2 separate regions of the Mus musculus genome follow, and region 1 is linked to region 2. The links are chromatin contacts, found by Hi-C or POLR2A ChIA-PET in ENCODE. All regions are on one chromosome and are shown on one strand. Each heading gives the region's core, a stretch centred on a gene start or an enhancer-like site at or near the end of the contact. The rest is flanking DNA. Distances are from core to core; before and after follow the strand shown. Region 1 overlaps Hivep2 (human immunodeficiency virus type I enhancer binding protein 2). Region 2 holds the start of Hivep2 (human immunodeficiency virus type I enhancer binding protein 2).

What was found. A loop is a pair of places that touch in the nucleus more often than their neighbours do. ChIA-PET counts read pairs that join two places held with the same protein, here RNA polymerase II (POLR2A).
Region 1: a loop to region 2 is called in a map of heart, with 4 times the contacts of the local background. The contact joins the enhancer-like site here to the promoter of Hivep2 in region 2. A Hi-C loop is called at or near these places in 11 of 37 maps with a recorded cell type or tissue (Patski, T-helper 17 cell, gastrocnemius and 2 more). POLR2A ChIA-PET finds 5 or more read pairs at or near these places in 1 of 5 experiments (Patski).

Annotation. Positions count from the first base shown.
Region 1 is chr10:14,015,638-14,020,729 of GRCm38, forward strand. All of the region lies in intron 1 of Hivep2 (human immunodeficiency virus type I enhancer binding protein 2), which reads left to right. Among named protein-coding and RNA genes, the nearest start is that of Hivep2, 52 kb to the left of the region's middle. Within about 2 kb of position 2,299, at least 2 of the 3 ENCODE cell types and tissues checked have a DNase peak (open chromatin) inside an H3K27ac peak, as active enhancers do; they include heart and left cerebral cortex, where a contact is called at or near this core.
Region 2 is chr10:13,964,991-13,970,053 of GRCm38, forward strand. Hivep2 (human immunodeficiency virus type I enhancer binding protein 2) reads left to right here and starts at 1,389. Exons shown (of 9, transcript NM_010437.2): 1 at 1,389-1,707.

The DNA.
Region 1 (5,092 bases), core at 1,049-3,548, 52 kb after region 2:
CAGCTGTGCTTTCTTTAGGCTCTTTGTTGCTGTGCATAATGCAGGAAGTGATGTCTCAAGTTGAAATATAAATCCCATTGTGATAGTGTTGTTTCTTTTTTGTTTGGTTGTTTTGAGACAGGGTTTCTCTGTGTAGCCCTGGCTGTCCTGGAACTCACTCTGTAGACCAGGCTGGCCTCAAGCTCAGAAATCCGGATAGTGTAGTTTCTAGTCTATAAGTAAGCAAGTTCCCTTTCTTTACAAGAAGAAATGTTTCTCTGGTAACAAGTTTAATTCCATAATGGATATGGAATTATTAAAAACAGGAGTGAGGATGGGAATAGCTTATGGGGCTCAATCTTGCTCCCTGGGTTGACGGGTGCTATCTCCGTGCAATTGGAAACAAGGCTCAAAAGGAACTTGCCATTGGTTGACTTGCCCATGCATAGGCCAGCATGACTGGAGGCTATCATGTCGGAGTCCTTTAGCTCATTTTGAGCTATTTAAAAGCCAAGAGCTTGTGTAAAATTAGTGTATATCATCTTGGTTTCTGAGTCAGTAATTTATAAAGTATTCTCATTTTGGAAAAGCAGATTGTGTCTCATCTTATTATTTTTTGTTTGTTTCTTAAATTTTCTTTATTGTTTATTAAAAAAAAAAAAACCAAACAGTGGAATTCTGTAAAAGGAGGACTTATCATGGCCTCACAGCTTATACAGATGCTAATGCTTGAGCTGTTTAGACCGCTGCAATATGGATGACTTAACCGGTAGAAGTGCACATGTGTTTCTCCCACATTGCTTAGTGATTCTCAACTAGGGGGCACCCGTGAACGTTTCCGGTTAGGTTCCTTAAACTAGGCCACATACTGTTGACACATATGCATAGGAGAGAAATTCGAGCACTCTGTGAAAAATCTTTGAACTAAAAATAATTTTCACCTGTATTTATAGCCCTGCTATCATACTTGAGGAAAGTGGTGAAGAGCTTACCAGTAGAGAAAGGTGTCACCTTTGCTGTTCCAGAGAAGTCAGATACTTCTAAAACAAAAGCCCGCAATGCTCTGTCAGAGTGACAGTCTTGTTGCTAAGAGCCCTTTGCTAGTCGTGTAGGCAGGGCAGCCAGTAACATCAGGTACTGAGATCAACTCTATCACAGATCCCTTCTGTGTGGCTGATAAATTTGCATGACAACAGTGGAAATCTGCATTATTCGGAGAATCGCCAAGTAAGGCTAACAAGGAGGAGGACATAGCAAGCAGGCGAGGTGTTCAAATCCTGAGGCTGAATTTTAGGGTCTGTGATAGCCAGTTTCCTTCATTGTTCGCCGTAGGAAACTTGGAGGGGAACATTTTTAGATATTCAGATAGAAAATATGTCAAAATCCAGCCTTTTCTGATCTGCAAGCTGCACATATGTTTGAGTAGGATGGGAAAGGAACAAATAACTTGAATTATTATTATAATTGTGATACACGTAAAAAGATATTTTTCTCCTCATAAAACAACAACAACAACAACAACAACCTAACAATCCAGGCTTTATGCCATCATTAATATTTTGTCACTTGCTTGGTTAAGATCTCATCATTTCTTATTTTCATGCACCCATTTGTTGAACAGTGGTCATGCTCATGAGCTATTAATCTTAATGAGCACATAAATGTTCCACATGTAGCAGGTGTATGTAACACACACCATAATTATTCCTATAAATGATCCAACCACTTCTGAACAATTATAACCGCAAAGACAGGGAGCAGAATGTCAGCTTCTGTGGTGTACCTTGTTATTAAGTTTTATTCCACTTAAAAGCATGTTTTCCAGAGACAAAAGATTCACAACTGCAGTTTGTACTATTTTCCTACCTTCAGTTGAGGAAACAGCCATGACTATGGATCTCCTGTGGCGACTATGTATCTCCTGTGGTGACTATGTATCTCCTGTGGTGACAATGTATCTCTGGACTGCTTGAGTCTAATGTTCTTAGGCCATGTGTGTTATAAGCAGAAATTGTGCTTTGAAAGTTGTGAGTAGAATTAACAATGCTGTGGCATTTTGTGAGATGGCTGGTTGGTACTGTTTGATGCTTAGAAAGAGATGCTAAAACTTACTAAACAGCTTGTTACGGTGGGAGCATGTTTAAAGCAACTATTCCTGGTTCTGTCTGTTGAACTTAAACTTCAGCCACTTACTGTGGCACATTGACTTCAGGTCTGTTGTAAGAAAGTCTAAATGTAGGCTGTTGAATAATCCCTTTGAGGGCCCTGTGACTATTTTTATGCCTGGATATGCGTCATCAGTGGGTATTTTCTCTGGTGACTCGCTTACATCAGGTCTCCTTCCATACATTCTCCCAGCGAGTGACTTATGATTGATGGGAGCCACGGCTGTTGTTTAGCTTTATCTGTGACCTCAGCGAGTGGACAACAGGAATTTCCAGGCTGTTAAATTCCCTGCATGCCTGAAGACAGGGGCTCACGGTGTTGATCAAGGCAGGTAGTGAGGGATATTATTCACCAGTGATGACGGGGGAGGGACAGAAGAAGAAGGGGGAGGGAGAAAGAGGGGAAGGGAGGGGAATTCCTTTTGTGAACAGCCGAATCCCTGGCTCAGCTCTTTCCTTAGCTCTTCGCTGTGGCTGCCTGTGGGGAAAGGTGCATTTCCGGACCGAGAAAGTGGATAGTTAGAACCCCCGCTGTGGGCAGCTGGGGGAGGAGGGTGGCAACTCTGGGTTGGATAGAGCTGCATAGGATTCTAATTAGTTAAGAGGTTGCCTTTCATATCTGCTGGAAAGATCCATGAGCAGCTGAATTGTTGTTGCTGTTGTTAGCCATGAATAAGAGCAGAGGTTCTAAATTTTAAGATGTTGAGTAGGCACAGTGATAAGAATTTTGTGTTTGAGTTTAGTTGGCTATCCATGTAGCACTGATTTTATTTTTTAACCTGCACCTTATTTTGACAAGCTATGGAGACCTGTGCATTTGTGTATATGTGTGGAGATGAATTATAACTAACACACAGGAATTTTTAATTTGCTTCCTTTCCCACTTTTTTTTTTCTTTCGAACGAATGTAAGATTACTAAACTGTAGCCAGATTGGCCCCAATATCTAAAACGCTGTGTGTGCTCTCCCCCAAATGGTCTGTCTGTCTGTCTCCACACCACTTCTTTCCTCCTCTTTATCTTCCTGTCTTTATCATTTCCTCCTGCTACTTGTTTGCAGAAGTGATTCCCAATTTCCTGTGGCGTGAAGGAAGGCGGGGCTTAAGCAGGTGGGTGGGGGTCACATGTGAGGCAGGGCACACTAGGCTGCCTCTGTGGGTGGCGATCTTTCTGGTGATGATTTTGGTTTCTTTAAATGCCAATTAGACAAAATGTAAACACTCTTTTTACTGAAATGCAATTATAACATTTACTCATTTAGGTAGAATTACTTTTCTGGTCTTTTAAGACGATTTCCACTATGAAAAGAAATTACTGATTTTGCTTACCAATTTTGTTATTTCCCCCACACACCCCTTCCAAAATCAGGGCATTTTCTCTTAATGTAGCATTACCAGTCTTACTGCAACAACTTTCTTGATAGTTTGCTTCCTAGGAACCAAATTAGGAGATAATCTCTGCCTCTGGTACCCTGAGAAAGAAGTGTGGGGTGAAGAAACTGTCTGGAAGTATTTTATTCATAGCTCTTTGGTTTCATTCTGTTCCATGAAGTGGGCATGGGACATTTTGTAATTATTTTTGTCTCTTCCTTTCACATGAGCCTTCCTAATGGCAAAAACCTATCACCTGCCAAGTCATGTTGTTTCAGTTTTGGTCATTTAAAATTCGAATGACTGTAGGAGAAAGAAAGAGAGGCAGGTGCCAGGCAAAGCTCACCTACCCAAACCCTTTCCTTTCCCTTTGAGAACTCGCTCCTTGGAGAAGCAGGGTGACTCACAAGCAAGCAATTTATCGCTTGAAACTTGTGAGAGATTGAAATTCAGAGCTAGGGGTTTTGAGTCATTGGTAATCGAATAAATTAAGCTTCCTTAATGCATCTGATTAGAAAGAAATCACTTAAACATGGGTGAAGCCCTCTTGGTTGATTCCATTGAAGTATCTCCCAGGTGTCACTGGCAACTCGATTTGCTTTTTGAGGAGTGACAGTGTGTGGAAAGATCCATCTGAGGGGTAGGATGCGTCTATTCTCCTGTGCTCTGTGGTGTAGGGGGTGTCCTAAGGAGGTATACAGTTCTCCCTTTCTTCAAAATGAATGTATGCTTTTATGTGGAGGAGTGGGAGCGCAGAACCAAACACGGAGGAGGGCTATGCATTTTTCATTAAAAATACATTTCACAGAAGAATATAATTTGTGTGGGAGGGAATAGCTGCTTGTCCCTTGATTGCATTGTGCTTATGCCATATAAGAACTAGTTGAGTTTCGGCAGGATATCCTCGTTTTTTGTAATCTGATGACGGCTTCTATTTGGAAAAGAGAATATAATTTTGAGGCTGCATGCTGATGGGTAAGAGTAATTGTTCTCTTTTTGGCAGAGCTTAGCATGGAATCTGCTTTGGCATTTTTATAACTATATATGTAGCTCTATCCTTCCTCCTCAGCCCCGCTTTCCCTCTCCCTGGAGGATGATTTCTGTAATCCTCAGTACTGTGACACTCTAAAGGTGTGATGGTATGCGTTTGATGAGCAAACCTAAGTTAGAGCAAGAGCTTGGCTGCAAATGGCCTTTCTGCTAAAGCAGATAGATCCCGAACCCAACCATGAGTGGATTCCATTGTGTACTTGGTTTCTATGGAGACAGTTTCATTGCTTGTCGTCGCTCAGTCTGAGTATAGGGTAAGTGACTGTTTTATCAGCTTGGGTCAGAGCTGCTGAAGGAGGTTCCTGGTTAGTGTGTTCTCTTTACTGGAAGTGAGACTGAAGGAAGAACTCCAGAACGTTATGCGTTCAGCCCATGCTCGCCCCTTGTCTCCCAAAGCAATCCATAAACTAAGAGCACTGAGGGAGTATAGCAACTTTATTTTCTTAGGTAAGGGCACATGACACTTGTGTTGTTTAAGGAATAAGTAGAAACCCCTCAAAGTACCTACAGTTAAGGGTCATAGAATTGA
Region 2 (5,063 bases), core at 139-2,638:
CCAGCTCTCCCAGGGCTGGGTGTGATTTCAGTCCCTAGCAGAGAACCAGAAGCGCGCAGCTGGAGGTGGCAGCTCGCCCCCTTTCCCCCGCTCGGCCCCCCAGGAAGCCGGCAGCTGCTCCCCGCACCGCTGCCCTAGCCTATTTGAATACCCAGACGAGGGCGGGCGGCTTCCTGAGCAGGGTGCACCCGGGGCGCCCTGGGGAGTGACCCCGGGGAAAGCAATTGGGGCGTTTCGAGCTCGTGAAAACTTCGTGCTTCCGCCCCGGCACGGAAAATGCTAGTGAAACACACTGTGAGCTCCAGGGGCTGCAACATAATTCCCCACCACCACCCGAATTGTTAACAAAATCGTGAGTGCAGCTGGAGGGTGAAGAGGCGAGAAATCCTTGGTACGCGGGCAAAATGTAAGGATCCCACAGATCACAAGGAACCAGTACGTGGGAAAGGGGGCTAGAGAGGGAAGGGAATGGGCGCGAAGGAGGTTTCCACACCCTAGTAGGAAATTCTCAGACCGCTCCAGACTCGCCAGTGTTTCTGCGTGGCAAGCCGATACCCGCTCTCAGCGGAGATCTCGGCTCCGAGGCAAGAGAGCGCGACCGCGACCTTCCCTCCCCGCGCGCCCGCATCAGGGCCAGTCCGGGTCGCACATCCTTCGCCCCGCTGGCCTGCTCCAGACTGGTTTTTCTGGTTCAGCCTCCCTCCCAGGGACGCGCTGGGGGATCCGATGACGTCGCTGGCTGAGTCTCTCCCTCTTCCTCCCTCCCTCCCCTCTCCCCCGCCCGCCCTCGCCGCGCACTCCTCCTAGTAACTTCTGTTCGGGGAGGCGCTGCCAGGAATAACCCGGTGCGTCCACAGCCCGGAGGGGAGGTGGCCGCTGCGGCTCCCGCACGCCGACAAACTGCGGCCCGGGTCCTGCGGCTCAAGCCCCAGCCTAGCGGCCCTGGCCCCCGCCCTGGCTCCATCTCCTAACAGTGTCCGAAAATAAATAAATATATAAATAAAGACAAGAGGAGCCTGGGCTGGCGGTGGGGATCGCCTCCCTCCCTCCTCCCTCCCTCCACGCCCGCCCTCCCTCTGTCCTTAAGGAAATGCTACCAGACACCCCCCACCAGACACGCTCAGCCTGGGCGAGGAGCAGCCGCCGCAGCAAGAACAAGGGCACCGGGGGGCTTTCCTCCCCTCCTCCTCTCTCTCCTCTTCCTCCTCCTGCGCTGCGGTGACTTTACAGGTGAGCGGCCGCCGCGGCTGCGAGGATCCCCCCCACCGCCCGCCGCGTCGCGCCCTCCTTCGGCCGCTGTCACCCGGACTGCCGGGAGCTGACAGCCGCCCGAGGGGCTCGCGGCCGGGAGGCTGGCGGCCGGCGGGAGGCGGGCTGGAGGTGAGGGGGTGGAGAGCTGGAGAGCGGGGCGCCGCCGTGCGCTGTCTCTCCCCGGTGGAGGAGGGTCTCCGCAAAAAGAGAAAGAAAAAGGAAAAAGAAAAAAAAAAAAAGACATCTTCGGTGACTGTGGCACAAGTATTTGCCAAGTTGAGTCTTGGACATTGAAGCTTGCCCGGAGCCCGAGCAACTTGAAAGGTCCTCTGGCTGGGTAGCAGCCTCCCTCCACGCTTCGACTCTTGGGTACTGGGTGCAGCCCTGGGGTGCGTGGAGGGCGCACCGGCCGCTGGCAGAGCAGAGCGGCGGGAATCTAGGTCCCTTCTCGGCTCGGTAAGTGGCCTCGGTTCTGTGTTTTTCCTGCCTGCACCAGAGATCGAGCTTGTTTCACTTTACCCTGAAATCGCCTTCGCCCAACTCCATCGCCCCCTTCGCGGCGCGCGCCCCCGGCCGCTTTCCTGGTGGCCCAGGGGTAAGGGTCGGAGGAGGCGGGGATGGGGGAGACCTAAGCAAGGGGGGGGGGGTCGGGCGCATTAGGAAATGCGGGGAATACCCTGGCCGAGGTTCTATGCAGATGAGGGGAGGCTGCTTTGCGTAATGTCCTGGGGGGAGGGGGCCGCGCGGGAGCGCTGGAGGCAGGAATGTGCCTGGTTACTAATGAGGGACGTGCACCGGCGCGCACCGCCGGGCCACCGCTGCGGCTGCCGCGGCCGGCGGTCCGTTGTCAAGTAGCGGGGGAGGGGGCGCGGCGCGGCGCGGGGCTGGGGGCGGTGCGGGCGGGAGGGCGAGCGGGCGAGCGGACGGCAAGGGCCGGGCTGCCGGCCTGCGGCCGAGCGAGCGCAGCGGAGGCGCTGGCGCTGGGCATTTCTGTGACTCCTTTCTCCTCCCGAGCGAGGAAGGAAGGAAGGAGAGAAGGAAGGAAGGAAGCGAAGAAGGAGGGGACTGTCTCCATGGAAGGTTCAGGCGGAGGCGCCCTCGCCTTGCGGGTGCACCGGCCGCAGAGCGGCTCCAGCCGCCGCCGGCTGGCCCCCGGCGCTTGGAGACGGGTGGGGGCGGATTGCATGCTTGTTTGTGCTTCTGGTCGGGGGATCGGGAAGAAACATGTGTGTTTGGGCAGTGCACCGCGAGGAGCTGGGTCTGCGCCTTTATGTCTGTTCCCTGAAGTGGGTGGAACGTTGGCCCGTTCCGGGAATGTTCCATGACGTGGTGCAGCCACAGGAAGGGGGTTAACGAGGGGCTCTCTGCCGCGGCGGCTCTGCTGGCTGCTATCAAAGCAGATGTGCTGCTGCCGCCGCACCTCTCACCTCCCTTCACCCCCAACCCCCTCCTTTCCATTCTGTGCGTCTGGTGCTGGTAGGGCTAAGACAGGAAAACATAGCGTCTATGTATGTGTGTGTGTGTGTGTGTGTGTGTGTGTGTGTGGTGAGGGTGATGTGTCTGTCGTATTTGGTGGGGGAACGACTCCAGATCAGCCTTGCCATCCCAGCTGTTATCACAGATCGGTGCGCTTTATACGCATGTGCCTCCCGCGTCCTGTCCCTCTTACATAACATATCCAGTGCAGCAGAGGACAGGAGAAAATGCGACCCCAACCCTCCACGCTCAGTCTCTGTGGAGGCTAGAAGGTCGGAGAGGGTCTCTGGATGTTGTGCTGCAGGGATGCGGCTCCCAGTGGGGAAGAGACCGAGGGGAAGCAGGGTCTCTTGTAGTGGTTCCTCAGTCGCCTACTTGAAAGCATCTAAGTGCAAAGGACTGCAGGAACTAGTCCTCTGAATGCGAAAGCTTTTGACTTGCGTCGCCAAGGGAAAGTGGGCGCTCTCACCTCGGAGACGCAGAGAAGAGAAAGGGTCTGTAATACAGTCGCCTGGAGGAGACCCGCAGAAACGTGCTTGGGCTGAGAACAGAGGGCAGAGGGGTTAGCATAGAGGCGACCAGAGGAATCTCTTGATAATAGGTTACACTGGAAACCCCAGGACACCTGTAATGGCTTAGAATTCACACAGGAAGCTGTGTGTGCAACTGACATTGCAAAACCCTTATGCTCTGCACAGTTATTTAGGCCTAAAATGAACACAGAGAGGCTTGCTTCCGGTCCTTTCATTATAATAGAAAAATTGAACTGATTTTTTTCGTTCTTCCTTTTCTGCCATTTTAAAAATAACTCTATTTAAAAACTATATTGGTACTTTCTTCCACTTCCAAAGCAAGACTTCAATAACTCACAGGAGGGCTGTTTTTGTTTCTTCTTCTTCTTCTTCTTCTTCTTCTTCTTCTTCTTCTTCTTCTTCTTCTTCTTCTTCTTGTCAATGCAGAGTCCTTTTCGAGGGCTATTTTTTTCTCTTCAGCAGTTTCTTTTGCCTGAATAATCAAACCCAGAAATTACTTGAAGTATTAATAAGATTCATACTAATTACATTTTCAGTACCCCCCCCCCCAGAAAAAGGCCATGGAACTTTAGACCCATTTCCTTTAGTGATAATGATTCTATTTGTCCTTGAGCAAACCAAGTTGTTTTAGATATATTCACATATCGTTACATACATAAATGTGTTAGGATCTGTGAATGCCTGGTTGCTTATATGTCTTATAGGCATGCCAAGATACAATGTTACAAGTTACCTAAGACGGTTGTATAATGGGCTTGCTGGGTTTGAGTTTTAGGATGCGGGTCCAGCAGTTTTATTAAAACTGGAACGCTGTGCATGTGAATAAGGTAGAACTCATTTTTTATTGCTAAGAGAAAATTCTGGTGGAGCCCTAACGAGTCGTGATATCAGGTTACAACTGCATTCTTATTCCAAGCAGTCAGGGAGTCTGCAATATCCACAGACGGACAGTGTGCTTCGAGTGTCATAATCTCTTTGACCACTAGGCTTGAAGTGGGCAGTATAGTTCTCATGTGCAGAAAAATAAAACATTATGATTACAGTATATATAATTAAAATAAATGTTATGATAAAATAAATAGTACAGGGCCGACTCTTTTGAAAATTATCTAATATAGTTTTTTTTGCTTTGAGAATAGGAGGGGCATAACACAATTGACATCTGTAATGTGTTTCAGTGATTGTATTTTATTAGATTAATTATTAGTACCAACTAATATTTATGTATTTAAAGTTGCTTAAAATTAAGTAGATTAAAGTTGATTTGGGACAGTTAAGGAGGATGGTAGTCAATATTAATGATAGTACAGATTTAGGATATGTACTGTTATATACTATAAATATAAGACAGATTATATTTTAACTGGTTAGATGGGGGGTTGGCAAAATAGTATTGACATAGATAAAACATTTCTGTAATAAATGCCATAAGAAGAATTTATTTCTGGTAACATGTCACATAAGGAAATGGTCCTGTTTGGCTACATTGGAAGGTTACCTAGCAGAATCTCTTGATTGATCAGCTCCCTTTCCATGGGATGCATTTACAGATCTTCTTGTTACTATGAAACAAAACAGAAGACAACATATACGCAGGCGTGCCTTGGAGAGTAATAGCGCATGTGTCAGCTTGAACTGTTGGCACTGTGACATTATTCAGAAGTCAGGTTGAGTGCCCTATGCTTATTCCGGTAAAATGATGAATTTTATTTTATACTTCGGCAGTGTGTTGTGTCTCTGTGTGTGTGTATGTCTTTGTGTGTGTGTGCGCGCGCTAAGGACTTCATTTCAGCCACAACAACA